Linked DNA regions of Homo sapiens: region 1 is linked to region 2. A link is an interaction called in ENCODE POLR2A ChIA-PET data of the cell type or tissue named here. Cell type or tissue: PC-3. All regions are shown on one strand. Each heading gives the region's core, and the rest is flanking DNA. Links, peaks and the distances in the headings are about the cores only.

Region 1 (16,271 bases), core at 5,236-13,235, 490 kb after region 2:
GAGACAGTGAGACTCCATCTCAAAAAAAAAAAAAAAAAAAAAAAAAAATGAAGCCAATGCTCATTTAACATTCCCAAAATCCCAGCGCCCTTAAGAATGATGCTCACTCTACTGTCTGTGCTGTACAAACAGAACAACAAAGCCTAGATGACAGCACAGCTGTTGACAGCATGGTTTACTGAGTATTTTAAAGCCCATTGGTGAGATCTACTGCTCAGAAAAAAAAAAGATTCCTTTCTAAGTAGGACTGCTCTTTTGACAATGCACCTAGTCACCCACGAGCTCCAGTGGACACATACTAGGAGATTAAAGTTACTTTCATGTCTGCTAATACAGCATCTATTCTATAGCCCATGGATCAAGGAGTTATCTTCTTGTTTTACCATTTAAGAAACACATTTTGGAGCCGGGCTTGATGGCTCACGCCTGTAATCCCAGCACTTTGGGAGGCCGAGGCGAGCGGATCACAAGGTCAGGAGTTGGAGACCAGCCTGACAAACATGGTGAAACCCCGTCTCTACCAAAAATACAAAAAATTACCCGGGTATGGTGGTGCGTGCCTATAATCCCAGCTACTTGGTAGGCTGAGGCAGGAGAATCACTTGAACCCGGGAGGCAGAGGTTGGTGTGAGCCAAGATTGCCCACTGCACTCCAGCCTTGGCGACAGAGCAAGACTCCGTCTCAAAAAAAGAAAAAAAAAAAAGACTACAGTATAGTGTAAATGTAACTTTTATATGCACTGGGAAACAAAAAAAAAATTGTAATTTGCTTTACTGCAGTTGTCTGGAACCAAACCTACAATATCTCAGAGGTGTGCTTAAATAATAATACAGAATGTGCTGTGCCAGCTCAGTGGTAAGCAAAGGGATTTTTATGAACCTAAATATATAAACTATATATATAAACTAGTAACAGTTCCAGGCTTTATTAGAAAAGTGTTATAAGGTAAAAACAAGTGAAAGTCATCACTGTAGACTCTTCACTTAATGAACACCTACTACAGTATAAACCAGACTCTTTGCTGGTGTGAATACAAAGATACGTAAGATGGTGTTACCCACAGGGAGGGTATCAGTCTTCAAGTTCTGAATTATTCTGACTGCCTGACTGAACCTAAGATGAAAAGTCAGGGCTTTAAGTTTTTACCCAAGGGAGGAAGAGGTATACTACTTATCAAAACACCATAACCACTGTACTTGAAAAGCAAATAGCTATTACAGAGTTTATTGGCCCTTAACCTCCAACAATATCATTAGGTTCAGAGTTTCTATATATGCTTCTTTCACTGGCAAGAGAAAATTAGAATTTTATAATGCAAACATAAAAGACTAGGGATACTTACGTTTTGCCCATAATTTGACAGCTCTTAGGGTGAGTCTAAAAGTTTCTTTATTTGGCACTAAATGCAAAATTTCATCAGTAACTCTACAACCTGAAAAAGACAAAGCATTCATTTTTCACTATGCAGCAAATTCTCAGTTAATTCAAATGCCCTCCTAACTTCCAGACTCTCGAATGCTAAAAATATGAAAGATAATAAAACATTGGGGCTTATTTTATGTGTATGAAATTTACCACTTATGAGAAATCAGTTTGCTTTAGGGTAATTAAAAAAGACATGGGTAATGCAATCCAAAATGAGATGTGCCTGAGTATTTTTTAGTTTTCTTCCTTGACTATTAATCAAATACCTCCCAATTACAACACTGTAATTACTTCAATGTAAACCTTTTCCACAAATACTGTAATTTACTGTTACAATCTGGAAATACACCAAAGTGCAATAATGATTCGGTCAAACAAGACACTATAAAACATTGGTTCTCAATCCCAGCCCTTTGGTAGGCTGAGGTGGGTGGATCACCTGAGGTCAGGCGCTCGAGACCAGTCTGGCCAAAATGGTGAAACCCTGTCTCTACTAAACATACAAAAATTAGCCAGGTGTGGTGGTGGGCATCTATATTCCCAGCTACTCAAAGGGCTGAGGCAGGAGAATCGCTTGAACCCGGGAGGCGGAGGTTGTAGTGAGCTGAGATCACGCCACTGCACTCCAGCCTGGGCAATAGAGTGAGACTCTGTCTCAAAAAAAAAAAAAAAGACATTAGTTCTCAAAGTATGGTCTGGGTACCCCTGGGAATCTGTGAGGTCAAACTTTTTTTATAATAATACTAAGGCTTTTTTCACCGTGTTAACATTTGCACTGATGGTGCAAAAGAAACAGTGGATAAAACTGCAGGTACCTTGGCAGTCAATCAAGATGGGGCAACAGCGTGAACCCGGGAGGCGGAGTTTGCAGTGAGCCGAGATCGCGCCACTGCACTCCAGCCTGGGCGACAGAGCGAGACTCCCGTCTCAAAAAAAAAACAAAAAACAAAAAACACATGGGGCAACAAACTGCACTAGCAGAAAAAAATATCTTCACCACCACACACTTGCAGTTAAAAATAAAGGTGGGGAAAGAACATGTGAAACTGTGTAAGTTGTAAGCTCAACTACCTGCTTTTTTCAAGGAACACCAGTTTCACCTGAAAAAATAACTGGCAGATAAACTATAGTTATTCAGTTAGGTATTTCCTTAAAAATGGACAAAAGGAACCTCTCAGTTCAACTAAAACAAATGACAAAATTTGTTGCCAATAATAAAATTTAAGCTTTCAAGTTAAATCTGAATTTCAGACAACTTTTATCTGTTACTATGAGCTTGACACCTTTCCATACTTTTCTGTTGAGACTGGTCACTAATGACTGCTGGTTTTTTTTTTTTCACATTTTATAGTGAAATGTGTATTAACATTTGGAACATCCAAATAATTTTGTGAACCAATATTTTCCAAATGACCAAGGCATGATAGTACAAAATCATGCATGAATAAAGGGACCACTCAAAGAACAAGACAGATCAGTGGACTGTCATGTAACAGAATACAACAAGTTTGATATGATTTTAGATTCCATACTCTAACCTTTAAGAAACTATCATTTTTATTCAGCAACAAAACGGAACAAATACAGATAAACCTCACAAACATGCCAAATTAAAGAACCCTTACGCAAAAGACCACATAGGATTATTTTTATATGAAACGTCTTTAAGAGGCAAATCTACAAAGAAATAAAGCAGATTAGTGGTTGCCTGGGACTGCGGATTGGAAGGGGAAATGACTGCAAATGGGTATAAAGGATCTTTTGAGGGTGATAAAATATTCTAACATTGGATTGTAGTGTACTAAAGACCAGTGAAGTCCGGGCACGGTGGCTCATGCCTGTAATCCCAGCACTTTGGGAGGCTGAGGTTGGCATCACCTGATATCGAGAGTTTGAGGCCAGCCTGACCAACATGGAGAAACCCCGTCCCTATTAAAAATACAAAAAGATCAGCCAGGCGTGGTGGCACATGCCTGTAATTTCAGCTACTCAGGAGGCTGAGGCAGGAGAATCGCTTGAACCCAGAGGCGGAGGTTGCAGAGAGCTGAGATCGCGCCATCGCACTCCAGCCTGGGTAACAGTGTGAGACTCCGTCTCAAAAAAAAGAAAAGAAAAGAAAAGAAAAAGACCAGTGAGGTGTATAATGGTATGTAATTATATCTCAATAAAACTGTTAAAAAGAAAAAAAATGTTACTGGCCAAGTTTAAGAAGAATATCCATAATTATCTGAAAAGGCTATTAAAACACTCCTCCCTTTTCCAACTAAGAGGACAGATTTTTTCTTTCTTTTTTGAGACGGAGACTCGCTCTGTCACCCTGGCTGGATTGTGGTGGCATGATCTCAGCTCACCACAACCTCCGCCTTCTGGGTTCAAGTGATTTTCCTGCCTCAGCCTCCCGAGTAGCTGGGATTACAGGTAAGCACCACCACACTTGGCTAGTTTTTTATTTTTAATAGAGATGGGGTTTTACCATGTTGTCCAGGCTGGTCTCAAACTCCTGACCTCAGGTGATCTGCCTGCCTTGGCCTGCCAAAGTGCTGGGATTAGAGGCATAAGCCACTGTGCCTGGCCTCTTTTTTTTTTTTTTTTTTGAGACAGGGTCTCACTCTGTCACCTAAGCTAGAGTGCAGTGGCGTAATCACGGCTCACTGCAGCCTCCACCTCGGGGGCTCAGGTGATCCTCTCACCTCAGCCTCCTGAGTAGCTGGAACTACAGGCGAGTGCCACTACATCCAACTAAATGTTTTTTATTTTTGGTAGAGATGGGGTTTCACCATGTTATCCTAGCTGGTCTGGAAACTCCTGGGCTCAAGTAATCCATTCACCTTGGCCTCCCAAAGGGCTGGGATTACAGGCGTGGGCCACCACGCCCGGCCAGATTTTATTCTTATATGTTAACCAAAACAAAATATTACAATCAATTGTAGACACAAATGAGAATCTAGCTGTCTTCTATCAGGCCTAATATTAAAGAGACTTGCAAAATGTTAAAAAAAAAAAAGAAGCCATTCTTCACACACAAAAGTTTATATTAATTTAAAATGGGTTCATTATTTATAAATGAATAAGTACTTTTTAAATTTCTCAGTTTTTATTTTTTAACATGGTAAATATTGACAGATATAACCCACATAAACAAAAGCTTTTTGGGGTCCTCCATAAATCTTAAGAGTGTAAAGAAGTCTTGAGACCAGTAAGTTTGAGAACCAGTAATATAAATATACACAGCCTTTCAAATAAATTTGTGGTTTTTAGGATTCTTAAATGTGGTCACATTATCTGTATAAGGAAAATTACATTTTAAACTGAGTCCAATCTCCAAAACTGAATAGTCAATTCAGCAAAAATATCTATATTTCTCTAATTGTTCTGAAGCAGGTATCTGAGATTTCTTTTTAGAAGCTTACCATTTAAGCTGCGAATACACCTTATATCAAGGCTTCTCAGGCGAGAGTCGTCTCTTAGATCTAAATTATCTGATATGGTTTGTATTGCCAGTCTTGCAAAGACTAGATCAATCTTTGGAAAGATGTGAAAAAAGAGAAAAAAATTACATTTTCTCCTTTTAATCCATCCTCTCCCATCCCACCAAAAAATGTGAAAAGCTCTGGTTATGAGTTTGGGAAGTTCTACCAAAGCTTCGATAGGCCTATGTAGGCAGTCTCACATGGGAAAATCACTATAAAGTTGTGTTAAGGTAATTAAACTTTCAATTAATGAAAGCATTTAAATGTTAACATATATGCCAAGCAGAAAAAAAAATCAAAGCCTTATGAGCAAATTTCTAGATAAAGATAGAAGATCCAACACACATTTACATTCACTCCCTCTTGAAACCTCACTAAAATACCACGAAAATTCAATTTTATTTTTGTGTTTAGTATTATTTTGATGTTAAAGGCAAAATTCACTAGGACAAAGAACAGAAAGTGACAAACAAAAGCTATGAAAGCTGGAAAGCAGATGGACAAGTGGTAACAGACCCAGTAGACCTAAGAAAGCAGATAAAAATGTCATATCTAGGAAATAAGGTCAGGAGGCTGTAAATAAATGCAGACAAAAATAAAAAGGAACATTTAAAGAATAAAATAGTATTCTTAGAAATTAAAAATATGGGCCAGGCGCGGTGGCTCATGCCTGTAATCCCAGCACTTTGGGAGGCCAAGGTGGGCGGATCACGAGGTCAGGAGATTGAGACCATCCTGGCTAACACGGTGAAACCCCGTCTCTACTAAAAATACAAAAAATTAGCCAGGTGTGGTGGTGTGTGCCTGGAATCCTAGCCACTCAGGAGGCTCAGGTGGAAGGATCACTTCAACCCAGGTGCTCAAAGGTGCAGTGAGCTATGATTGTGTCACTATACTCCAGCCTTGGCCATAGAGTTAGACCCCATCTCTTCATTAAAAAAAAAAAAAGAGATTACTTGATTTTTTAAAATATGCATTTATGTTAAGCCTGATTTCAGAAAACAAACTTACAAGTTTAAACAGTTCAATTGTAAAGTCAGAAAAATATTAAACACTTACTTCAATACCATCAAATTCAAATTTTATAACAGGTACAAAGGCATCTTCTACAGCCTACAAAAAAGGAAAACAATTATAACACATAGGTGTAATCCCTTCTTTATCCTTCCTAACTACCAATAATGTGAATATCTTTACTCCCGATTTGTATTTTAACCACATAGAAGTAATCCCTTCTTTATCCTTTCTAACTACCAATAATGTGAATATCTTTACTCCCGATTTGTATTTTAACTCAATAGACAAAGTGAAAATGTTTCTGGTCTTACATTCCAGGTAAGTATTTCTACTTTGTGACCTGTATTATGTAAGATACACAAAATGCCTGTTACAGTATCTAATTTATTATCCCTCTAAAAATATTCCTCAGAACTGGAAAGCAAAACTGCTATCGTCTGCAGCCATAAAAAACAGTGAGTTCATGTTCTTTGCAGGGACATGGATGAAACTGGAAGCCATCATTCTCAGCAAACATAGGAACAGAAAACCAAACACAGCATGTTCTCACTCATAAGTAAGAGTTGAACAATGAGAACACATGGACACAGGGAGAGAAACATCACACATTGGGGCCTGTCGGGGGGTGGGGGACAAGGGAGGGAGAACATTACGACAAATACCTAATGCATGCAGATCTTAAAACCTAGATAATGGGTTGATAGGTGCAGCAAACCACCATGGCACATGTATACCTATGTAACAAACCTGCACGTTCTGCACATGGTATTCCAGAACTTAAAGTAAAATTAAAAAAACAAACAAAAAAACAAAAACCTGCTATCATCTGGGTACTTATAATTTCGAGTCTAAACTGAAAACTGATTATTTAGAAAGGCTACTAGAGTTAGAAATTTTAAAATAATGAAAGCTCATGATTAATCTATCAAAAATTTAATTAATACAGTTGAGATTAGTAGAAACCATTAGGTTTTCTGAGTCTTCCTTAACTCCCCAACCTAACAAATTCTTAACTTCCTTGTCTAAAAACATTCCCAGATTCCCCAAATATCACAGATTCTTTGACCTTCACCTTATTCTAGCACTTCAGAATGCATTAACACTGTTTTGTTTATTTAGTTCACATAACCCCCTCCTCAATAAACAATGTCTTGTTTACTATTGTATCTGTAAGACTAATGCCAGCATCTAACAAATTACTAGTGCTGAAATTTTATTTGCTGAATGAATGGCTAGATATACACATATAAAGAGTTACTAACTGAACCTTACACATAATAGCACTCATCATTTGATATGTATCAATCATTGTTGGCTACTACAGTAAATGGTTTATGTAAATATCTCATCAATACTCAAAAACCTTATAAAAAAGTTATTACCACATCTCTGTTTTACAGATCAGGAAACAGGCTCAGAGGATTAGGTTACTTGACCAAGATCTAGGAGCTATTATGTAGTAGATTCTAGATGCCAACCCAAGTCTGTATAACTCTAAGGCCCATGTTCTTAATCATGATTTAATCATCACTTATTAAAGCTACTCTTATTAAATACCTCCTAATAGTAACTTAGAAGGTATTTCAATAGTTTTAAGCCCTAGTTTTTATAGATATTTGTTACTAATCTAAATTCAAAATATTAAATGCCAGAGGATACTTACTCTTAAGTTTCTAATGCCATCTTGATGTTTCAATTTTTCAAAAAAAGACTGAAAAAAATCAGATCTTTCCACATGTCTTGGAGCTACACAAAGTGCATCAATGTCAGCTCCTGTAAATTAAAGTAGTTCTTAATTAAGAATATATTATGTGTTATATTCTTTGTTAAAGTACACACAAACATATGTACAGAAGAAAGTATGGAAGTTGAGTACAAGAAAATGTTAACAATGATTAGCTCTAAGTAGTGAAATAGTGGGAACTTTGTTCTCCTACATTTTCTAATTATGAAGAGTTTGTTATTGAATGTTCTTAGCACTAGAACACAGAAAAGCAGTTACCTTTGGTGTGTACTCCAAGCCTATAGGATCCAAATGTGAAAATTTTACCACCAACAGTAGCCACAACAGAAGGTGGGAGGTTCTAAAATAAAATTAAGCGGAAGACATTCAATTATTCAAATTATTTAGCATAAAAGTCACCTCAATGTTGGCTGGGCATGGTGGCTCACACTTGTAATCCCAGCACTATAGGAGGCCAAGGCCGGTGGATCACCTGAGGTCAGGAGTTCAAGACCAGCCTGGCCAACATGGCAAAACTTCTTCTCTACTAGGAATACAAAAGTTAGCTGGGCGTGGTGGTGGCCACCTGTAATCCCAGCTGCTTGGTAGGCTGAGGCAGGAGAATCACTTGAACCTGGGAGGTGGAGGTTGCAGCGGCCGAGATTGTGCCATTGCACTCCAGTCTGGGGAACAAGAGTGAAACTCTGTCTCAAAAAATAAAAAAAAAAATCACCATAATGTCTACTGACCTTTATTGAGCAAATGATACATGATTAGATTTGCCAACCTTGTCAAGATTAGATTTGTAAAAGTGCTTCACAGATCCTCTGGTTGTGATCTGAAGTAATAAGGGTATTCCCAGAGGAAAGACAAAACAAATTCACCCCCACTACACATACATACATCCCTATCTGAAGAAAAGCTTTTCTTTTTAATCACTTGACCATACTTGTCCCCTCCAACTGCCTGTCTTTCGCTTCATCACTCTTTCGGTAGTCAACAAGGAACTCTCAGTTACCAGACTAATGTGCTTTCACCTCTCTAAAACATAACACTCTTGGCCAATCCCATATCCCCTTTAGTTTTTGTGACAGGTATGTTTAATTTCTTGATTCTAGCTCTACAACCTTTCTGTAAGAACGGAGTCATTCCTGACATGATCTCCTTATGAGAGCTATTCTAACAAGCTTAATTAACATTTCTTGGATTATAATGTAATTAAAATGCTACTTTTTGGCTGGGCGTGGTCATGCCTGTAATCCCAGCACTTTGGGAGACTGAGGCAAGAGGTCCACTTGTGTCCAGTTCAAGACCAGCCTGAGCAACACAATGAGACACCATCTCTACAAAAAAGAAAACATTAGCTAGGCATGTGGCGTGTGCCTGTAGTCTCAGCTACTGAGGAGGCTGCAATGGGACAACTGCTTGAGCCCAGGAGGTTCAGCCTCAACAACAGTGAGACCTTGCCTCAAAAAAAAAAAAAAAGAAAGAAAAAGAAAAAAAAGCTAATTTTCACCTCTTGAGAGCTAGTTCCAAAAGCCCATCAGATAGTCACTCAAGTATCCTGATCCACTTCAATATCCAGCCTCAAGCAAGCAAAAAAATTCTTCCAATGATAACAGTCAGATATTGCTTCTGAGTTCTCTATTTTTGTTCCTCATTATCCTTACTGCCCAAACCTTTTCCTTCTTCTTGGCTTACCAATTCTTAGCTTATATCCCTCAAATTTGTGGCCTCCTTTCTATTCAACGACTACTCCCCTAATTCTAGGCTATTTAATGGCATCCTAAACTACCCCTAATTAATCTTCCTTTTCTCTTTCACTATCTTGTATAAAATTCACTGGCTGATGTTCTTAAATTACTCTATTAAATATAGTTGTTGTACTCAAAAGTTGCCAATGTCTTCTTCCCTAACTACTGAGGTAAGGATCCTTGGGCCTGTTGTTGAAAATCTCCACGACATGTTCCTAGGGATCTTTCTTGCCTTGTCTTCTTATCTTCCTTTCTGAAGCTCCAACTACCTACCAACCAACCAACATGGTTACAGAATCCAACCTCCTTTTCACTGCATTTGCCATTGTTCCTGCCTCAAGTGCTTGCCCATTCTTTCTGGGCATCTTTTGTTTTTTTGGGTTTTTTTTTTTTTTTTAAACAGATGGAGACGGGGTTTCACTGTGTTGCCCAGGCTGAAGTGAGCACAGCAGTGTGATCTTAGCTCACCACAGCCTCAAACTACTGAGCACAAAATATTCCCCCTGCCTTGGCTTACAGAGTATCTGAGACTACAGACAGGTACCACTGTGCCTGGGTAATTTTTAAATAATTTTTGTAAAGATGGGGTCTTGCTTTTTTGCCCAGGCTGGTCTCAAGTTCCTGTTTTAAAGCGATCCTCCTGTCTCAGCCTCCCAAAGTGCTGGGATCACAGGCATGAGCCACCATGTCCAGCTTCTGGCTATCGGTATCATCCACTTTTAGAAGTTCACTTCAAGTTCCACCTCTTCCATGAAGCCTTCCCTGGTTATCCTTACTCCCTAACAAGCTTTTTTTTCCTCTGTGCTTTCTGCCATTACAATTCTTAAATTCTTTTTTGCTATATTTACTGACTTCTTTGGCATGTAAAATCATATTTCATATTTAATCTTCAATCATATTTACATTTCTCAGAGTTAAGAACTGTGTCTACTGCTTCTCTGTATTTTCTCACAATGCCCAGTACAAGTTCTAAAGAATATCTGCTGATTAACTTCAACTTGAATGTAAGTATCTATATAATAGGATATTATCCTTGTTAATGCTTCTGTGTAATGAATATTAAGGTTAAGAGTATCACAAATAATTTTATAGCTAGAAAGAAGTTAGTAAATTAATCAGATTTTTTAAAGAGACAGAGTCTTGTTATGTTGCCCAGGCTGGCCTTGAACTCTTAGGCTCAAGATCTTCCTGCTTCAGCCTCCTGAGTAGCTGGGACTACAGGCATGCACCACCATGCCCAGGAATCTGTAAATTTATTGATGATTAACATGAATGAAATGGACAGAGAAGACAGGACCTTAAAAAAATCTTTTAGTTCACATTTCTATTTTGAGAAGTCTGATTCTCGCATGATTTATGAGAAAGTGATATGCTAAATCAGTTTGCCACAGCCATAGTATCTAACCAAAATGATTTGATGTGGGATTCTACACTATTTAAAGTTTAAATATCCCAATTGTGTACAGATTCAAATCATCTTTGATTAAACCCAAATCCTTCAGTTACTTTCCAAAGTAAAATATACATAAAGAGAATTACAGGCTGTGAGTGGTGGCTCATGCCTATAATCCTAACACTTCGGGAGGCTGAGGTGGGAGGTTCACTTGAGCTCAAGAGTTCAAGATCAGCCTGGCAACACAGTGAGACCTCGTCACTTTTTTTTTTAAAATCAAAAAAAAAAAAAAAGAGAATTATAGGCTGGGTGTGGTTGTGACTCATGCCTGTAATCTCAACACTATGGGAAGCCAAAGCAGGAGGATCACTTGAGTACAAGAGTTTGAGGACAGCCTGGGCAACATGGCAAGACCCCATCTCTACCAAAAAAAAAAAAAAAAAAAAAAGTAGCTAGGCATCAGGATGTGTACCTGTAGCCTCTGCTACTTGGGGGGCTGGGGTGAGAGGATTGCTTGAGCCTAGGAGTTTGAGGCTGTAGTGAGCCATGATTATGCATGCCACTGCACTCCAGCTTGGGAGACAGACTGAGAGATCCTTCCCCCATTCCCCCACACAAAAGAGACAATTACAATTCACAAAGAAAAATGACCTCATCTGCTCAATGGAAGATGTTAACTAACTTTATTTTTTTTGACTACCTGTCACTAGCATTTCCATCTGCTCAGAATTTGACTCATCCAATAACTTCAACTATTGATAACCCTGGTGAGTTCAGAAATGAGGCAGACAGCCTTTTGGCAACAAAAGTAAATAGCATAAATACCATGTTAAACTCAACGACTGTAGTCTTTAGGAGACTCAACTTTATTCTGAGCCCACTGTTTAAAAGAACCAATTCTACATATTCATCATAGCTACAGAAAAAAATAATAAAAGCTGTAAAAGAAAGAATTCTAGACCGGGTGTGGTGGCTCATGCCTATAATCCTAGCACTTTGGGAGGCCAAGGCAGTTGGATTGCTTGAACTCAGGAGTTCGAGATCAGCCTGGCCAACATGGCAAAACCCCGTCTCTATCAAAAATACAAAAATTAGCCAGGTGTGGTGGTGCATGCCTGTGGTCCCAGCTACTAGGGAGGCTGAGGTGGGGAGGTTGGGAGGACTGCTGGAGCCTGGGAGGCGGAGGTTGCAGTGAGCTGAGATCGCGCCACTGCATTCCAGCCCGGGTGACAGAGTAAGAGCCCATCGCCAAAAAAAAAAAAAAAATCTGCAGTTGTTTACCTAATTTCTAAATCCATGCAGATTAAGGGGCAGAAAGGGACTTTACAGCTAGACACACTGACAACTGTGAGTTTTAAACAGTGGGCTTTCTTTTAAACAGTGGGCTTTCAACTGACTGCTGTTAAGGCAAAGATAGGAAAACTATGAAAAACAAAAACCTTAAAATATAACAGTATGGGCTACCTAGTGATGAGGCAAATGGTATCACCCAGTTGAACATTCTCTCCCTCATTCTGGTACAGCCAGTAAAATAACCTTCGCAGTGGTGATTCTCAGACAATAATAAAAATTCAATTGTGAGGCAGGGCATGGTGGCTCATGCCTGTAATCCCAGCACTCTGGGAGGCCGAAGAGAATGGATTACTTGAGGTCAGGAGTTCGAGACCAGCCTGGCCAACATGGTGAAACCCCATCTCTACCAAAAATTCAAAAATTAGCTGGGCATGGTGGCGTGCACCTGTAATCCCAGCTACTCGGGAGGCTGAGGCAAGAGAACTGCTTGAACACAGGGGTGGAGGTTGCAGTGAGTCAAGATTACGCCACTGCACTGCAGCCTGGGCAACAGAGAGAGACCATGTCTCAAACAAGAACAAAACCAAGGCCAGGTGTGATGGCTCACACCTGTAATCCCAGAAATTTGGGAGGCTGAGGCGGGTAGATCACCTGAGGTCAGGAGTTTGAGACCAGCCTGACCATTATGGTGAAACCCCGTCTCTACTAAAAATATAAAAATTAATTGGGCATGGTGGTGTGCACCTGTAGCCCCAGCTACTTGGGCGGCTAAGACAGGAGAATCGTTTGAACCTGGGAGGTAGAGGCTGCTGTGAGCTGAGATCTCGCCACTGCACTCCAGCCTGGGTGACAGAGCAAGATTCTATCTCAAAAACAAAAACAAAAACAATTATATTCAAAATATAGTTAGCCTTCCGTATCTGCAGTTTCCACATCTGCAGATTCAACCAATCACACACAGATAAAAAATACTGGGGGGAAAAAGCCATAAAAAATCAAGCAAATTTTAGGCAAGGCGCAGTGGCTCATGCCTGTAATCCCAGCACTTTGGGAGGCTGAGGTCAGAAGACTGCTGGAGACCAGGAGTTTGAGACCAGCCTGGGTAATACAGTGATACTCTTGTGTCTACAAAAAATAATAAACAAAATAAGCCAAGCACAATTGTGCATTCCTACAGTTCCAGCTATTCAGGAGGCTGAGGTGGGAGGATCACTTGAGCCCAGGAGTTTGAGACTGCAGTGAGCTATGTAACTGTGCCACTGTACTGCAGCCTGGGTGACAGAGGGAGATCCTGTCTATAAAAAAAAAATAAAATAAAATTTATGGTTGGGCGTGGTGGCTCAAGCCTGTAATCCCAGCACTTGGGGAGGCTGAGGTGAGATCATGCCACTGCACTATAGCCTGGGTGACAGAGCAAGACTCTGTCTCCAAAAAAAAATAAAATAAAATAATGAATAAAATTTAGGCTGGGCGCGGTGGCTCGAGGCTGTAATCCCAGCACTGTGGGAGGCTGAGGCAGGCGGATCACCTGAGATCAGGAGTTCGAGACCAGCCTGGTCAACATGATGAAACCACGTCTCTACTAAAAATACAAAAATTAGCCCGGTGTGGTGGTACACGTCTGTAGTCCCAGCTACTCGGGAGGCTGAGGCAAGAGAATCACTTGAATCTGGGAGGAGGAGGTTGCACTGAGCCAAGATTGCACCACTGCATTCCAGCCTTGGCCAAAGAGGGAGATTCCATCTCAAAAAAAGAAAAAAAAATTTAAACATGCTAATAAAAAAAAAATTACAGTGACAACTATTTACATAGCATTAACATTGTATTAGATATTTTAAGTAATCTAGAAATGACTGAAAGTATGCAAAAGGATCTGAAAAGGTAACATGCAAATATGTACTATATTATTTCATATAAGGAACCTGAGCATCCACAGATTTTAGTATCTTTGGAGGTCCCAGAACCAATCCCCCGGAGGATACCAAGGGAGGACTGCACTACACAAAGCAGGAAATTGTAATCAATTTCAGGAAAAAAATAGTTAAGCTACAGGAGGGGAAAAAGGTTGTGTAGTTATAAATTAGTTTGCAAATTCCTATGTCTTAGGAACCAAGCAGGTAGGCAAATAAGGGAATCCCACATGAGAAACATAGTAACTGCTCAATTAATCACCTTGCAAAGAAAACAGGGAGTGGTGGGGGCCATGAGGCAATGGAAGACAGGAGCCCAATCCCCTTCAAGCCTCTTCCTGCTGTGCACAAAGGCAGGCCCAGCATTGCCAGATCTAATACTTTATAAAAACAGCTGAAATGTGATTTTTAAGTAAAATCTGATATTTAAATTTTGGCCTACTACATATGAGTCAAATAAGACAATTATGTGGACTCACAGCTATATATTGGCTACTTCTGGGTAATCCTCATCTACTTAGAAATTCAACTGTCTAGACCAATTCATTCCTACATATACCAGAGAGCCAAGCTTTGATGTATTTCAGATACTTCTCAACACCTGCATCTTATTGCCAGGATGAATGGCCAAGATATAATAAAAACAAGAATTCCACATAGTTTAGAGTCTTACCTTACTCTCGCTGACATCAGAAATCCATTCTTTTACTAAATTGTTCAATTTACCAAGAACCACCAGCCTATAAAAAAAAATGCTTCAGATTAAAACAAACAAACAAATGAACAAACAGTATTTTTAAAAACCCATATAGGCAGTACCCTTTGTGTTGATGCTGGGGTAAAACCATAACATATATGTGATAATGCTATCACATCTACTGACACAGGGCCATCTCTTTGGCATTTTTAGATCCTTAACAGTGCCAAAGAGGTGATAAATCTGATTACAGTATTTTAGTTTTTGAGCTATTTTCAAAAATTCAAAAAGCCTAATAAAAATCATAAAATTGCCTTCAATGAGGCTGTAAAGGCTTAGTGAACTGTCAACTTTCTTGGCTTTACTATGGAATTAATTCAATACAATGTGGTAATAGAAGCTAGAATTCTCTCATTGCTAGTAATAGGTCTTTGACTAATTAAAATGGGGGAACTAATTACTGGCTAATTTCTGTCTAATAGTATTAAAGTAGTTTGGTATTATTAAAACAACTTATAACCAATGGTGTAAATGAATCCACATTTAGAAGAGAAAAGTAGGGTTTAGACATACCAAAGATAACATGCAAAACTGAACGTCTGTCCAAACTTACTTCTTCCTCAGTCTTCCACAAATAATGAAATTCCATCCTTCAAGGTGCCAAGACCAAAAATCTTGGCCATCATCCTTGACCCCTCACACACACATTCCAGTCATTAAACCCTAAGAACCCTACCTTTAAAATATATCCAGATTTCTACTTTTTATTACCTCTACGACCATCCTCCAGGTTCTAGCCACCATCATTTCCTCCTAGGGCTATTATAATGGCTTGCTAACTGGTTTCTCTGCTCTGCCCTTGCACTTCTCCTAAGATTACTCTCAATACAGCAGCCAGAGTGACTGTTAAAACTTTTTTAAGTCATCATGTCAATCTTCTTTTCAAAACCCTAATAGCTTCTCATTTCACTCAGAATAAACCAAACCTTGACAACACCTTACAAGGTCCTAAGAGCTCTTGCCCTCCAAGCTCCTTCCCACCTTGCTTTCATTAAGCCTATATTTTCCTGCTTCCTCACTGCTCAGACACCCAGGGTATCTTGCTATGCACTCTTCAAATACACCACTTCAAGAGTTCTGCCTAGAACACTTTTCCCTCAGATAGACACATGGCTCCCTCCTTCATCTTTAAATTTTCCCTTAAATGTAACTTTCTCAATGAGGCTTTCCCTGAAACCTCTACCCCCTCAGCTTTTTCTCAGTAGCACTTATCATGTGTAATATTACTCATGAGTGTCATACTGATATTATTGATGACAAATCTCTTCTTCTAACCCCTACCTAAAATGTAAGCTCCAAGAGGGCCAAGATTTTTCTTTTTGTCATTTCTGCACCTGTATCTAGAGACACAGTAGGTATTCAATATGTTCGCAGAATTAATGATTAAATAATGCACTGTCAAATATTTTATGGTTTTCAATGACATACCTGTGGTTCAATTCTTCCTCATCTTCAAACACTCCAAATGGTTTCATGGCGTCAATTAATTTCTGTGTGTAAATATGATCAATTTCTTTAGGAGATGCCA
Region 2 (16,271 bases), core at 3,551-11,550:
GACATGAACAGACACTTTTCAAAAGGAGACATACATGCGGCCAATAAGCATATGAAAAAATGCTCAGTATTACTCATCATTAGAGAAATACAAAACTAAACCACAGTGAGATAACATCTCAAACCAGTCAGAATAGCTGTTAATAAAAAGTCAAAAAATAACTGATGCTGGCGATGTTGTAAAGAAAAGGGAATGCATATACACTGCTGATGGAAATGTAAATTAGTTCAGCCATTGTGAGAAGCAGCTTGGCAATTTCTGAAAGAACTTTAAACAGAATTACTATTCGGCTCAGCTATTCCATTGGGTATATACCCAAAGGAATATAAATCATCCTACCATGAAGACACATCCACAAGCATGTTTACCACAGCAGTGTTCACACTAGCAAAAACATGGAATCAACCTACATGCCCATCAACAGTGGACTAGATAAAGAAAATGTGGTACATATACAGCATAGAACACTATGCAGCCATAAAAAAAGAACAAGACCATGTCTTTTGCAAAAACATGTATGGAACTGGAGGCCATTATCCTAAGTGAACTAACATAGCAACAGGGAACCAAATACCATATGTTCTCACTTATAAGTGGGAGCTAAATATTGAGTACATATGGACACACAGGAACAATGGACGTTGTGTCCTACCTGAGGGTGGAGTGTGGGAAGAGGAACAGGATTGAAAAACTACCTATTGGTACTATTATTACCTGGGTGATAGAACAATCTATATACCAAACTTACGTGACACACGGTTTACCTATATAACCTGCATATGTACCCCTGAACCTAAAATAAGAGTAAACAGTAAAAAAAAAAAGGAGACCTGTGTACATATATTTCTATATCTATCTATCTATCTATCTATCTATATATATATATATATTTTTTTTTTTTTTTTTTTTTTTTTTTTTGACGAAGTCTTGCTTTGTTACCCAAGCTAGAGTGCAGTGGCGCGATCTTGGCTCACTGCAACCTCTGCCTCCTGGGTTCCGGCAGTTCTCCTGCCTCAGCCTCCCGAATAGCTGGGATTACAGGCACCTGGCTAATTTTTGTATTTTTAGCAGAGACAGGGTTTAACCATCTTGGCCAGGCTGGTCTCAAACTCCTGACCTCGTGATCCCCCCGCCTCGGCCTCCCAAAGTGCTGGGATTACAGATGTAAGCCACCGCGCCCAGCCAAAAATTCTTAACAGAATTTGATATGATTCTGGCAAGTACTCTAGTCAAGTGGGCACTTTATTCTTAAGATGAACACTTCAGTTAATTATATTATTCCCTTTTCTGATGCTCACATGAAGTTTAAAGAAAGCTACATATATTCTAATTGTGGTAAAATATATGCAACATTAAATTCATCATTTTAACCATTTATACATATATACAGTTGATGGGATTAAATACATTCACATTATTTTGCAGCCATCACCACCATTCCATCTTGAACTTTTTCACCTTCCCAACAGAAACTTGTTAAACACTTAACTCTCCATTCTCCCTCCCAACCCCCCTTGCAACCACTATTCTACTTTCCATCTCTATGCATTCAACTGTTTCAGGTACCTCATATAAGTGGAGTCAGATTTGTCTTTTTGTGACTGGCTGTGAGTGGCTTATTTCACTTAGGATATCTTCAAGGGTTATCCATGCTGTTGTATGTGTCAGAAGTTCTTTCCTTTTTAAGGCTGAATTATAATTTATTGTATTTACCACATTTTATTTATTCTTTCACTTATCAGTGGATACTTGGGTTGCTTTCACCTTTTGGCTGTTGTGAATAATGCTGTTACGGACATGGGTGTACAAACATGTTTGAGTTCCTGCTTTTACTACTTTTGGGTGTATACCCAGAAGTGGAATTGTTGGATCATATGGGAATTGTGTGTTTAGTTTTTTGAGGAATAGCCTTACCTTTTCCATAGGGCTTACACCGTTTTGCATGCATAAGGGTTTAATTTCTCGACGTCCTTGCTAACACTTGACATTTTCTGTTTGTTTTAATAATAGCCATCCTAATGGATGTGAACACAATTTTTTAAGTAGTAAATACATATAGATGCAGGCTATGTATTTATTTAAAAATTGCGCATTAAGTAAAATTCCCTTGTTGTTGCTTGACTTTAATAAATTTAGGCAGCTCTTTAGCCAACTCATACTTCATTCTCTAATAATAAAAATATAAATCCAGGTCTTTATTCCTGAACTTTTTTGTATCCTGAATCAATACTTTGATACGTTGGAAAATTTCATTTTGTGTGACTTTTTTCGTAATATGGAATATTAAGCCTCTCATATAACAGGAGTACACTGGAATTATTTTGCCAATTTTGTTGATTCCCTTTGTTCAATTCCTGTTGAGTTTAATATATAATTTTATAGTAATTATATGCTGAACAGATCTCTGTTTTAGTCCATATCTTGACTTCAATTTGATTATAAGCTGCTAAACAGCAGAGCCATATTACTTGCAGTCTTCCATAAAGCTGGCAAAAATAACTAATGTATACTCTTAGCTTGTGGACGCCTATTATTCCACAAGACTTTCAAAGTTATGAGAGGTAATAATTTGTAATAAGAATAATACCTACTTTATAGATTCATTTTAATACTTGAGTGAGGTGGAATATGTGTAATAAGTACCTTGCATGAATATGGATCTTTCCTATAAGGCTTGGTGTTCAATACTAAATCTCTAATGTGTGAGTCTAGCCAGATTCCTGAATTTGACTTATTGATAGTTGAATATTTAGACAGTTTTCAAAGATCCTGGCTGGTATTCCTCTTCAGTGTGAAGAATATACTGTTCCAGAAAGAGTAAAGATATGAATAAATGATGATGAGATGTCATTGGTTAATATTTCAAATGTATTTTTTTAATGTGTAGGTTTACTTGTGGAAGACAACTTTGATTGCACCTGAAGTGTTTTTCATTCTTGCATTCTTGGAAATCATCAGCATTGTACCAAATAAGTGTTAACCTAGAAAGTGATTTTTAAAATTCTCTCTTCGGTTTCCTTATAAGATAGTAATAGCTGTATTTATGTAACAAAGCATTACAATTTTTAATGCTATAATTACTAAAGAATTGAATGTGTTGGTGTTTTTCTTTTATATAGCCAAAAGAATGAAAACAGATACAGTGTACATTGCAAGACTTTCTTTGCTAGAATGCCTAATTTACTACCATCATGTCTGTGTTTTTAATGGTGTTTTCTCTTGATTTTCAGTATTCAGAGGATATGAAGCACAAGACCACTCTTCTGGAGCTTCAGAAAATGTTTACATATTTAATGGTATGTTTAAGAATCATGGAGGCTAGGCCAGGCACTGTGGCTCATGCCTGTAATTATAGCATTTTGGGAGGCCAAGGTGGGTGGATGGCTTGAGTTCAAGAGCTTGAGACCAGCCTGGGCAACATGGTGAAACCCCATCTCTACTAAAAAAAAAAATAAGCCAGGCATGGTGGTGCGTGCCTGTAGTCCCGGCTGCTTAGGAGACTGAAAAGGGAGGCTCGCTTGAGCCCAGGAGGCAGAGGTTGCAGCAAGCTGAGATCTCACTACTGCACTCGAGTCTAGGTGACAGAGTGAGACTCTGTCTCAAAAAAAAAAGAAACATGGAGGGAAACAAATTAGGTGTACCCTGTGACAAAACCTAAAAAAGTTAAATGGAGCTCGTTTGAACTGGCTTTGTCATAACTATGTACCTTTCTTTTTCTTACTTTTTTATTTATTTATTTATTTATTTTGAGACAGAGTCTTGCTCTGTTACTCAGGCTGGAGTGCAGTGGTGTGATCTCAATTCACTGCAACCTCCACCTCCCAGGTTCAAGTGATTCTCCTCCCTCAACCTTCCAAGTAGCTGGGACTACAGGCGCACACCACCACGCCTGGCTAAATTTTGTATTTTTAGTAGAGACAGCTTTCACCATGTTGGCCAGGCTGGTCTCGAACTCCTGATCTCAAGTGATCTGCCTGCCTCAGCCTCCCAAAGTGTTGGGATTACAGGTGTGAGCCACCGTGCCCGGAGCTGTCTGTCAGTTATCTCTGTTATTTGTCATAATAACTTCTAAAAGTTATCTCAGTTGTCTACATTCTGTTAATTTGTCCTTTGAAGAATCTGTTGTGTCTCATCCTTCTTCTGTCACAAGGTCCTCCCCTTTTATGCTTGCAGCTTTCTAGCTGATTTATCTTAGTATCCCTTAATTACAATGCCTAAAACTATAAAAGTGATCAATCTTTTAAAAAGATAGTAAATCTTACAATATTATTCCCCTGCTTAAAACTCTTGAGTGCTTCTTCATTACGAACAGAATGGTATTCGAGCTCATCACCATGGCACACACCCTCTGGGTTTTTTCCCCCTACCCTTCAACCTCCTATCTTATCCCTCTCCATTTGGAGCCCATCACCCTGCTGCTTCATTGCTTGTGGGTTTATTTATGCCATTGTTTCCTACCTGTGTCACTCTTCTCCATTTTCTTCTGATGTTCATTTTTCAAGAGTCAGCTTGGTTTCAAACTCTAAGAGACCATCTATTCCACAGATTAACCGGAGTATTCCAAGTCACCATGCCTCTTTGTTGTTTCTGCCTTGTATATATGTTACTTTTCTCACCTGTTAAATCTTGAGGACAGGGATTGTGTCATACTTCTTTGTGTATTTTTGACTATTTTTATTTTTTGAGGCAGGGTCTCACTCTGTCACCCAGGCTAGAGTTCAGTGGCACCATCTCGTCTCATGGCAACCTCGACACTGCTCCACTGCCTGGGACCACAGGCTTGTACCACCATGCCTGGCTATCTTCTTTATTTTTTGTAGAGACAGAGTCTCACTATGTTCCCCAAGCTGGTGCTGAACTCCTGGGCTCAAGCAATCAACTCGCCGTACCCTCCCAAAGTGCTGGGATCACAGGCATGAGCTATCATACCTGGCCTTTAATCTCCTTTTAACAGAGCTGCAAGTGCCATTTGAATTGACAAATAGAAAATTGCTGGTTTAAATGACTATTTTAAAAGCTATTAAAACAAAGTTCAATCTCTGGGAAAGTTTATTCGGCCTGTAAAGGTTGTATATTTTATGCTTTGCAATATAGATGTGAGTGTTTTTTTTGTTTGTTTTGTTTTGATTTTTTTGGAGATGGAGTCTTGCTGTTGCCAGGCTGGAGTGCAGTGGCACGATCTCGGCTCACTGCAACCTCTGCCTCCTGAGTAGCTGGGACTACAGGCATGCGCAACCGCACCCAGCTAGTTTTTGTATTTTTAGCAGAGATGGGGTTTTACCATGTTGGTAAAGGATGGCCAGGATGGTCTCAATCTCTTGACCTCATAATCCGCCTGCTTCGGCCTCCCAAAGTGCTGGGGTTACAGGCTTGAGCCACTGTGCCCGGCTGTGAGTCATTTGAGTCTCAGATTTCTTCCTAGAAATTCCTTGACTTGAAAATACAAATATCCTAGGTAATTTAAGAATCTTCTAGCACCAAGACCATTAAATTAAAAATACTATGAAAACTAAACAGAAAGAAATAGAAGCAACCATTTAAAACTAACTTAGTAGATTTACTACCTGTTCTTTTGTTTTTGTTATATGTTCATTGAAGAACCTATAATTTTCTTATTTTTATCTGACACTTAGAATGTTCCCCTTTTTATTTGCAGGAGAGTGAATGCAAAGCATATAATCCTAGACCTTTCTGTAAAACATACACCATGGATAAGCAGCCTCTGAATACTGGGGAACAGAAAGATATGACAGAGTTTTTTACTGATCTAATTACCAAAATCGAAGAAATGTCTCCCGAACTGGTTAGTATCAGAATACTGAAAAGTTTCTTTGAAATTTGAACAAATTTGCCTGCGTTTTAACTAGTTTCTTATTTTTTGTTTGTTTTATATTAAAGAAAAATACCGTCAAAAGTTTATTTGGAGGTGTAATTACAAACAATGTTGTATCCTTGGTAAGTATTATACCTGGTTTTTACTTTTTGGAGATCTTAATATATTTTCATTTATATTATAATTTACTAGTTTTTATTAATTTTTTATGTGTATTGATTAGGATTGTGAACATGTTAGTCAAACTGCTGAAGAGTTTTATACTGTGAGGTGCCAAGTGGCTGATATGAAGAACATTTATGTGAGTAATAATGCACATAATTTTTTTACTTTATGCTTTTACCTATTTGTGTATAGCGGGTTTGTGTTGGTCATCTTGATATTTTTAAACTTTTTTCATGTTTTTATGTATTTTCTTCTTACTGTACTATTCAAATAAGAGTTAAACATCAACCATAAAGCTTTTTCTTGCCCAATCAAAATTTAAATTTTTAATTAACCCTTCAAAAAAGTTACTAAGATTCATAGAATATCTTAATATGAGGAAAAACAGTTTTTTACTAAAATTTAAGAATTCACTTTTAAAAAAAAAATTTTTTTGCTGAGCATTCTGTCAAAATTGTAATTGCCACCTTTTGTATATTTGCATGCTATAAACAATAATATGAAACTTTTAAATGTGGTTTTATACACAGGAATCTCTTGATGAAGTTACTATAAAAGACACTTTGGAAGGTGATAACATGTATACTTGTTCTCATTGTGGGAAGAAAGTACGAGCTGAAAAAAGGTATGCTTTTTCAAATGTGATTTTTATTATGTTCACCGTAGAAGTGAAAGACAAACTAAGGGTAAACTAAGATTAAACTTTGGTGGAAATTATATGATGAAGGTAAAATCAGCTGCATGGAGCTCAGTCTCATGGAGCAACTTTTCATCTAGTTGTTCAGTGAATTACCATTTATTTTGACATATACTGAGCTGTATGAAAGTGGTAATCACTCAACTTGAAACAGTATAGATTTTGGGGAGCAGATACATGGACGATAAGTACATTGATCATTTTCATCATTATCTGTATCGAGTCTCAGATGTCTAGCTTTTGTGACATTTTCTTAAGTAATACAGTGGAACCCCTTATCCTCGGGAAATGTTGCAAGACCCCACAATAGATGTCTGAAACCTCAGATTGTACTGAACCCTATATATACTGCTTTTTGCTGTGCATAACATACCTATGATAAAGTTTAAATTACAAATGAAGCTCAGTATTCTTGCCCTTTGGGGCCATTATTAAGTCAAATAAGGGTTACTTGAACAGAAGCATTGCAATACTATGACAGCCCATGTAATAAGAGAGCTACTAAGTGACCAATAAGTGGGTAGTGTCTGCAACACAGATAAGCTGGACAAAGGGATGATTCATATCCTAAGCAGGATGGTACAAGATTTTATCATGATACTCAGAACACCACACCACTTATGAATTGTTTATTTTTGGAATTTTCTGTAGTAGCTAACTAGGGACTTTTTGTACTAGCTAGCCTTTCCAAAGTATTTTTTATTTAGCAAGCACTGTTGTGAGAACTTTAATCCAGTTAATCCTCACAGCATTTCTTTGCAATAGATGCTGTTATTATCCCCATTTTACATGTGAAGACATGGAGTCACAGAATAAAGAAACTTTCCCAATGCTGATTCCTAAGATACAAATAAGCAAATTTCAGGGAGATAATCAAGTTGAATTTGAGTTCTCATTGGGGCATCCAGCTAGAAAGGTCCTGCAGGCAGTTGGCTGTTACAGTTAGAGCTTGGTGAGAGGTCTAGAATAGAGGTAGATTTGGGAGTTAGTAACTGTTGAGTTAGAGTGTTAAATAAGTGTTTATACTATAATACATTCAAGCTGGTTCCCTTCCAGTGTATTGTTGTTATCTTTGGATGTGTATATTTTGGTACATTGATCAAAAATATTCTTCCTCAGCTTTCATTTTCAGTAGAATTTCTTGGAAAATAATAATTTAGTGGTCTTCAAATAAAAATTGCCTTACACATACAGTGGGTCCCATCTGTAATCCCAGCACTTTGGGAGTTCAAGGATGTGCACTTGAGCCCAGGAGTTTGAGGGCAACATAGGGAAACACTGTTGCTAAAAAAGTTTTAGAAATTAGCCAGACGTGGCATGCACTTACAGTCTCAGCTGTTCGGGAGGCTGAATCGGGAGGATCACTTGAGGCTGGGAGGTAGCTTACAGTGAGCCATGATTGTGCCATTGCACTCCAGCCTCGGCAAAAAATTGAGAACCTATCTCAAAAAAGAAAAAAAAATGCTATACTTGTTCTACTAATGCGTGCCAAACATTATACAATTTTTTCCCTTTATTATTATTCTTTGATGATTCACATGTTCCCCAGGTTGGTCTTGAACTCTTGGGCTCAAACAATCCGCCCACCTCAGCCTCCAAAAATGCTGATATTACAGGCATGAAGCCACTGCACCTGGCCAAAAGGCTCTTAAGAGCCATAAAATGGCAAGTTTAGGACAGAGTAGTTGAGTAAACATTTTAATTTTATATTGAAAGACAAATAGAAATCGGATTGAAAAGAGCATCTTATGCAGTTAGTTACTAAGAACGAATGCAGAGAAATAGAAATGTCCTTGAATGTGCAAAAAATCTAGGATTAGGCCAGCCTGCATTTTTAAGTAGTGTATTCACATGGAACAGTAGTGGAAAACAAGATTGGTAACACGATGGCATCAGATTATTGCCATCCAAGTTTTAGGTTTATCTGTGTGATTGAATCTATCAGAATATCTGCCTGAGAAATAATGTAATTGTTGGAAAAGACTTAAGAGCTAAGCCAACCTAAAAGTACAGAGGACAAAGTGACAGAAGAGAGACAAGGAAAGAAAGAAAATTAGGATAAAATGGTAACCCCCAAACTGGGAGGAGAATCTCAAGAAGAAAATAATCAATTAATATAATTCACAGAGATGAAAGACAATGACAGCTGAATAAAAGCATTGGGTTTTTCCAGAAGGTAGTTTAGTGATGTGTTTTGTCAGGTTATAGGAATAGAAGCAACATTGTCGGGACACATGGAATCAAGCATAAATCATTGATTTTTAAAGTTTGGCAACAGGCCAGGCACGGTGGCACATGCCTGTAATCCCAGTACTTTGGGAGGCCAAGGCAGGTGGATTGCCTGAGGTCAGGAGTTTGAGACCAGCCTGGCCAACATGGTGAAACCCTGTCTCTACTAAAAATACAAAAATTAGCCGGTTGTGGTGGCTCACGCCTGTAGTCCCAGCTACTTGGGAGGGTGGGGCAGGAGAATCACCTGAACCTGGGAGGCAGAGGTTGCAGTGAGCCAAGACCATGCCCCTGCACTCCAGCCTGGGTGACAGAGCAAGACTATGTCTCAAAAAAAAAAAAAAGCAATAAAAACAGCAAGGAAAATAGTAGCCAGAAAGAGTCTTGGGGCTCAAACAAAGGATTTTTCTAGATGAAAGATATCTGAGCATGTTTGAAGGCAGAGAATAAAAAGTCATTATACAATAAGATACTAAAATTGCTTAAGAGGAGGTTTTCCAGGTCAGTATTTATTTGAAAGGGATGGTATTCATTTTTCCAATTTCAAGAAGGGTAGTTGGGCAAGTTGTTAGGTGGACATAGTCAAATGAAAGCGTAGCTATGTAGGCAATTACACGAAGAAGACAAACTCATCTGATGAGAGTTGGGTTAGGATAAGAGTTAGGGACGTATATAAAATGGAGTCAGTCAAAAGTTAACTGCTGTAGAGGAATATAATAAATGAGTCACCAAAAGATCATCAAGGGTCTGAGTCAAGTTCTTTGGAGAATCTCTAATTGGAATAAATGTATTGAATAAATCTGTCGTTCTTGATAACTCCCTTCTTTTGACTGATAAGATTCTGCTGTTTTTCTGAAATACCTGTCACATCTCTCCCAGGTAGTCAGTCATTTTTGTTCTTACTATACTTTTATATCTCTGTACTAACATAATAATCAACAGAAATGGGCCAATTGAGGAAGTGAACAAAGTGCTTATTATCCTCAATAGGATCATATACTGTTCTATTTTCAGACCTCTGGTTTTCTCAATCTATTCATTTTACCTCAGTAACTTATCAATCACCATAATACCAATTTTTTACTAATATGCTACTGACAAAGCATTCTAAACTAAGAAAATGACAGCTGAATAAAAGCATTGGGTTTTTCCAGAAGGTAGTTTAGTGATGTGTTTTGTTTTGTTTTGTCATCTTAGTTTAGAATGCTTTGCTGTGCTCTGTCACCTGTTCTCCAATCTTTCTGGATCTGCTCATCTCTCTTACTTATTGACACAATGCATGGTTTCACCCCATGCCACAAGCTCATTAGTTATTCTTCAGAATTGTTAGGATGAAGTTCACACTCTATCATTACATACATTTGACTCTGTTATACTTCATTTGTCAGTCTCCCAAATAATCTAAAATAGTGAATTTTTGAACTTTTTATTCCCTCTGCCTGTAACATCTTTCATTCCTTGTTTCCCTAAATTCATACTTTTTGTATTTTTGACTGTGTTCTTGGTTTAAATAAATTCTCGTTTGATATTTATGTGCAGTGGAAAATTATTCCCTAAAATTCATTTTTTTGTAAATCAGAGTTTGTATATTTTTGTCTGTTTAAATTGAACTTGAACTAGCAATATGTTATGGTATAGGATTTAGGTGACCAGTTGATTTTCTGCTGTTGCTGCTGCTGCTGCTGCTGCTGCTATTGTTACTGTAGTAGCAGCAATTGACACTTAACTGAATGCTGTTTGCCAGGCAGTGTTTCAAAGATAGTATCGGGTAGGTAATCTCCATTTTACAACCCAGCAATTGAGCTCAGAGAGGTTAAGTAACTTATATAGGGTCATTCATCTAATAAGGGATTACAGCCAGACTTTGCAATTCTGGTTCACAAAAATAAGTACTTTGATTCCTTTTATTTAGGGAAGAAAGGAAAACTCTGAACCAAAGACCTCCTTGGCCCTGGAGAATGATGGAACTCCTTTTCATGCTTCCATAGCACCCTTTTGTATCTTTATCATGGTGTTTACCGTAGTCTACCATAACATTTTATTTTTCTTATCTCGACATAGGAAAATCTTTTCAGAATGGAAAAAGTTGTGGGTGTGTTTGCTGTTTTTTTTTTTTAAACAAATTAAAATGTTTATTTAACAACCGAATTGAGTACGGAAAGATGAAACAAATGCACAGTCACGTATATACAGTATATCAAGGGGGCGGCCTTTCTAACAAGGATGCTGTAGAAAGAAAAAAATGTCCAAATGGGGAACAGTCCTGGTTTCATCAAGAAGCTTTTATGGCATTTGATGTTAAACCTTATGTAAATACAGTAATCTGATGGATTTGGCAAAGATTTTTTTCATTTCCAGTCTTTTAAAGTAGACACAAATTTGCTTAGAATAAAGCTGATTTTTAAGAGCACACAAAAGTTGAGGACAAAGGATAGGAATAAATTAACAAATGCAGAGTGATGAAGAGTAAAAAGATACTGAGCAGCTGACTCATCATCCAAGGTGGTTACCTAATAATCAGAGGATGAAGACCTTATACTGCAAAAGCAACAATAGTTTCGTATATAAACGATACAGCTGAGTTTGTAGTTATATCTTGGCTTCTATTTATTAAGAAAAATTAGCATAGTTATGTGTAATCTTTAGTAGACAACCTGCATTCATTTAAATTAAACAATATTTTCTACAATAGTGTAATATAAGGCCACAATATTTATTTTGAACAAACTCTTTAAAGTAGTGATTTTAATATCAGTGTTATTCATTCTTTTGAAATATAGTTTTTTAGCTGAATTAAGTTATAGATAATTTTTACAGTACTACATCAAGACTAGTAAAATTGTTTGTATTCAGATATTTATGTCTAATATCCAGTGAAAATTTACTACCAAGTTTTTACAGTAGATTCGTTTATTTATTTACTTATTTATTTATTTATTTTTTTTGAGATGGAGTCTCGCTTGATCACCCAGGCTAGAGTGCAGTGGCACAATCTTGGCTCACTGCCAGCTCCGCCTCCCGGGTCCACGCCATTCTCCTGCCTCAGCCTCCTGAGTAGCTGGGACTACAGGCGCCCGCCACCACGCCCGGCTAATTTTTTGTATTTTTAGTAGACACGGGGTTTCACTGTGTTAGCCAGGATGGTCTCGATCTCCTGACCTCATGATCCGCCTGCTCCAGCCTCCCAAAGTGCTGGGATTACAGGCGTGAGCCACCGCACCCAGCCTACAGTAGATATTAATCATTCTGACTTGCCTATTGATCCCTTAAGTATAATTGTAGATCGGCCTGATTTTAGTGTCTATTCTTTGATTTTACTAAATTAGGAATGCAGGAGTTACAGAACAAGTACACACAAGTGATGCAGCCATACAAGGATCATAACAGCTCTTCAATTAACTATGTGCAAGCTCAAATACAATCCCACTAATGAACAGCCAGGTTCCAATTCTTCATGAAAAGGTGCTGGTGGAGGTTGTCAGCCACCTTTTAATAGACATTCCCAATCCAGTGGCCAGTAAATGAGAGAACAGCAGAGATGGAAGAAAAACCTTCAGAAATTTTGCAGAGAATATGCCCTCTTTCTTCATGATGTTTGTGTTTCTCATGCTGAGAGTGGCCATGCATGTGGGGTGTTTAATCTATAAACAGGAGAGACTAACAGTACCTTCCTTATAGGATTGTTGTAAAAAGTATATGCGTTAATGTACAGCAAGCCCTTATGAGAGGAACTCCTTGGGGGGAATATTTTCTGGTTAACTCAACCAATCCCATGTCCAATCTGAGGTTTTTCTTTCAAAATGCTTTCAACTTCTTTCCTTCTCTCAATATAACCTTCCTCAGACTGAGAGCTGTTTTTCTTTTCTTTTTTGAGTCTCGCTCTGTTGTCCAGGCTGGAGTGCAGTGGTGTGATCTTGGCTCCCTCCAACCTCAGCCTCCCGAGTAGTTGGGATTACAGGCTTGTGCACTACCGCACCCAGCTAATTTTTATATTTTTAGTGGAGACATGGTTTTGCCATGTTGGCCAGAATGGTCTCGAACTCCTGGCCTCAAGCAGTCTGCCCACTTTAGCCCTCCAAAGTGCTGGTATTACAGGCGTGAGCCACCGCGCCTAGCCTGAGAGCTGTTTTTCTCTCCAATGCTATGGCTGGCTGTTTCAGCAGCTCTGTTAGTATCTTCTGATGTCTGAGAGCGAGGTATCCTGTCACAGTGAGAACTCTTGGAGATATTCTGTCCAGACTCATGCTGGGCATCTAGTAGTACTTTTTCCATGTCACTGGTAGAAACAGAAACAGGCTGGAACACTGCCCCCATTCCTATTATTGCTAAAGTGTAATTCTGCCAGGAGCCCTGCAGACTCTTCTTCTGCATCGTGGGGACTCTGCTCTGTGACATGGTGCTAGAGGGTGGCTGCCAGGCATCGGGCTGCCCTTCAGTGGTGGGCCGTTGGAAAAGGGCGAGCAGGAGTGCTGCTGCCTAGTGCTCAGGGACTGACTGTATAGTTTTAATAAGAATGTGATTTAGAATACTTCTATAGTCTCCCTTCTCTGTGGTTTTTCTTTCTGCAGTTTGTTACCTGCAGACAGGCAAGGTCTGAAAATATTACATAGAAAATTTCAAAAATAATTCTTAAGTTTTAAATTGCCCACTGGACTGAGTAGCATGATAAAATCTGGCACAGTCCCCACCTGGGATGTAAACCATCCCTTTGTCCAGCATGTCCATGGTGTATACACTACTTGTTCATTAGTCACTTAGTGGCCCTTTTGGTTACCTTCGCAGTATTGTACTGTTTGTATTCAAGGAACCTTTATTTTACTTAATGGCACCAAAGTGCAAGAGTAGTGTTCATTAACAGTTGGGCTTTGCCAAAGAGAAGCTGTAAAATGCCTTAAAGTTCTCAATATGAAAAGAAAAAAATCATACGATGAGGTTGCTAAAATCTGTAAAATTGTGAACAGTGTATTGTTAGAATTGTTCTATTTTATTAATACTTGTTAATCTCTTGCTGTGCCTAATTTATAAATTAAACTTTATCTGGAATAGGGAAAGAAAACATACGATGAGGTTGCTAAAATCTGTGAAATTGTGAACAGTATATTGTTATAATTGTTGTATTTTATTAATACTTGTTAATCTCTTGCTGTGCCTAATTTCTAAATTCGCTTTGTCATAGGTATGTTGGTTTAGGAGAAACCGTAGTGTATATAGAGTTTGATACTGTCCTCAGTTTCAGGCAGACACGGGGTGTTCTCAGAAGGTATCCCCTGTGGATAAGGGGAACTACTATACTTCTTAACTCTGAGTTGAAAATTGAAATGGATATAGCATAACAGAAATCAAACCAACTGAAGTATTTGTAAAAAATAATCTTTATTAATTTTTTTCTTGTCTCTCAGGGCATGTTTTAAGAAATTGCCTCGCATTTTGAGTTTCAATACTATGAGATACACATTTAATATGGTCACGATGATGAAAGAGAAAGTGAATACACACTTTTCCTTCCCATTACGTTTGGACATGACGCCCTATACAGAAGATTTTCTTATGGGAAAGAGTGAGAGGAAAGAAGGTGATTTTTTCATTTCTTTCTCTTGTCTGTGATTATTGTCAATCTCCATAACAAGGTAGGCATAATTATAAAGTTGTCATCAACTACACAGTTAACAAAAATTGAATCTTAGAAGGGAGAAGGTTAAGACAATGTCATGCATTCAGTCAGTTAACCAGTAAATATTTAGTATCTACTAGGACTATGTTCCTAGGCACTCTTCTGTATACTGGAGACACAGTGGTGAACAGGATAAGCACGGTTGTTGCTCTTGTGGAGCTTAAATCTCGTGGGGTAAGTCTTTTTATGTTGTTTTTTGTGGGGGTTTTTTTTTTTTTTTTTTTTTGGTCTTCTGAGACAGTCTTATTTTGTCTCCTAGGCTGGAATGCAGTGGCATGATCTTGGCTCACTCCACCTCCCAGGTTCAAGTAGTTCTTGTGCCTCAGCCTCCCAAGAAGCTGGGACCATAGGCACGCACCACCAGGCCCAGCTAATTTTTGTATTTTTAGTAGAGACAAGGTTTCGCCGTGTTGGCTAGGTTGGTCTCGAACTCCTGACCTCAGGCAATCCACCTGCATTGGCCTCCTCAAGTGCTTGGATTACAGGTGTGAGCCACTGTGCCCGGCCTCTTGCTCGTTTATCCTTCTTTAGGAAGGGTGCAGTGAGTTGAGATTGCACTACTGCACTCCAGTGTGGGCGACAGAGCGAGACTCTGTCTCAAAAAAATAAAAATAAGTTGTAGGACATGGACCAGTAGAGATGACAGGTGAAGTTAAGAAGTGGGCATTGTATGTATACATTCTACTTTTTAGACCTATTATTAAACCATTTGAAAAATTAGACAGGTGCAGTGACACATGCCTATGGTCACAGCTATTAGGAGGCTGAGATGGGAGGATCACTTGAGCCCAGGAGTCCAGGGCTGCAGTAAGCTATGATTATGCCACTGCATTCCAGCCTGGATAGTAGAGCAAGACTCCATCTATTTGAAAAAAAATTTTTTTCTGGAAGAGTAGAGCAGAACCTCCTCACAGCTGTGCTTCATTATATTTCTTGTGATGTTTCCACTTGTGGAGAGAGCAGAATTTATGCCAGGATAAAGGAATTTGTTAGGCCACAAGTGATGCAGTCAGATCCTGGCACTGCCTCCATAAGCATATCTACACTCCTCAGCCACTGTCTTGACACCTTGAGTCATACCCTTCTCTTACTGACCTAATTATCTCTTCATGTTCCAGTTCAGACTGTACCCTCAAGTCAGCCAGATCTCATCATTTCCTTATTCTGTATTCTACTTTTCCCTTTCTGTGTGGTAGTGGGAATACAGATCATAAATCATACATCATCTTCAAACTTATTAGACCACTCTACATTTTTTTTCCTCAGTATCTTTTATTACCTTTATATTTTAAATCTTTGGGGATAGGAAGTGTACCTTTTTCTTTATTTTGTTTCTGTCTACACAAATCTCTTAATACGTAGTGTTTTTTATTAACTGATATATATTTGGAAGCTGCCAGTACATTGGTTCGTTTTCCTTTTTTTTAAAAGGAAACCATGTTTAAACCACTTTTCTTAACATGAGAATAAAAGAAGTATGCTAATTCCTTTTTAGGTCTTAGGTTTGTCTGCTCCTAGTAAAGATTAAATAGAATGGAGCATTTTATATTACCTATTTCAAAAGATTAGTCAGATTAAAGAAATATTTTATATTTATACTTTATATTGAAGTTGTCCATAATTATGTATTAACACATGGTTGTTTTTCTAGTGGTTTGTTTAATATGTCCTTTATG

What was found. ChIA-PET counts read pairs that join two places held together with the same protein. Peaks named below come from ENCODE experiments on the same cell type or tissue, not always from the same donor. Only the 100,000 strongest peaks of a DNase experiment are listed, where the experiment ranks them.
Region 1: POLR2A ChIA-PET joins it to region 2 with 10 read pairs; 2 of 35 experiments call an interaction of 5 or more read pairs at or near these places.

Annotation. Positions count from the first base shown.
Region 1 is chr2:60,760,196-60,776,466 of GRCh38, reverse strand. PAPOLG (poly(A) polymerase gamma) reads right to left here. Exons shown (of 22, transcript NM_022894.4): 2 at 16,172-16,271; 3 at 14,660-14,726; 4 at 7,916-7,997; 5 at 7,577-7,686; 6 at 5,956-6,009; 7 at 4,837-4,948; 8 at 1,344-1,433. Among named protein-coding and RNA genes, the nearest start is that of PAPOLG, 12 kb to the right of the region's middle. In PC-3, for the core only: no CTCF peak of the experiment used is centred there; no DNase peak of the experiment used is centred there.
Region 2 is chr2:61,246,736-61,263,006 of GRCh38, reverse strand. It overlaps USP34 (ubiquitin specific peptidase 34), which reads left to right. Exons shown (of 80, transcript NM_014709.4): 44 at 3,231-3,296; 45 at 5,657-5,803; 46 at 5,899-5,955; 47 at 6,057-6,134; 48 at 6,529-6,623; 49 at 14,324-14,496. It also overlaps the pseudogene BNIP3P45. Among named protein-coding and RNA genes, the nearest start is that of C2orf74-AS1, 77 kb to the right of the region's middle. RefSeq lists a silencer at 15,519-15,813. In PC-3, for the core only: no CTCF peak of the experiment used is centred there; a DNase peak (open chromatin) is centred at 7,226; H3K4me3 peaks cover 365 bases; H3K27ac peaks cover 1,887 bases.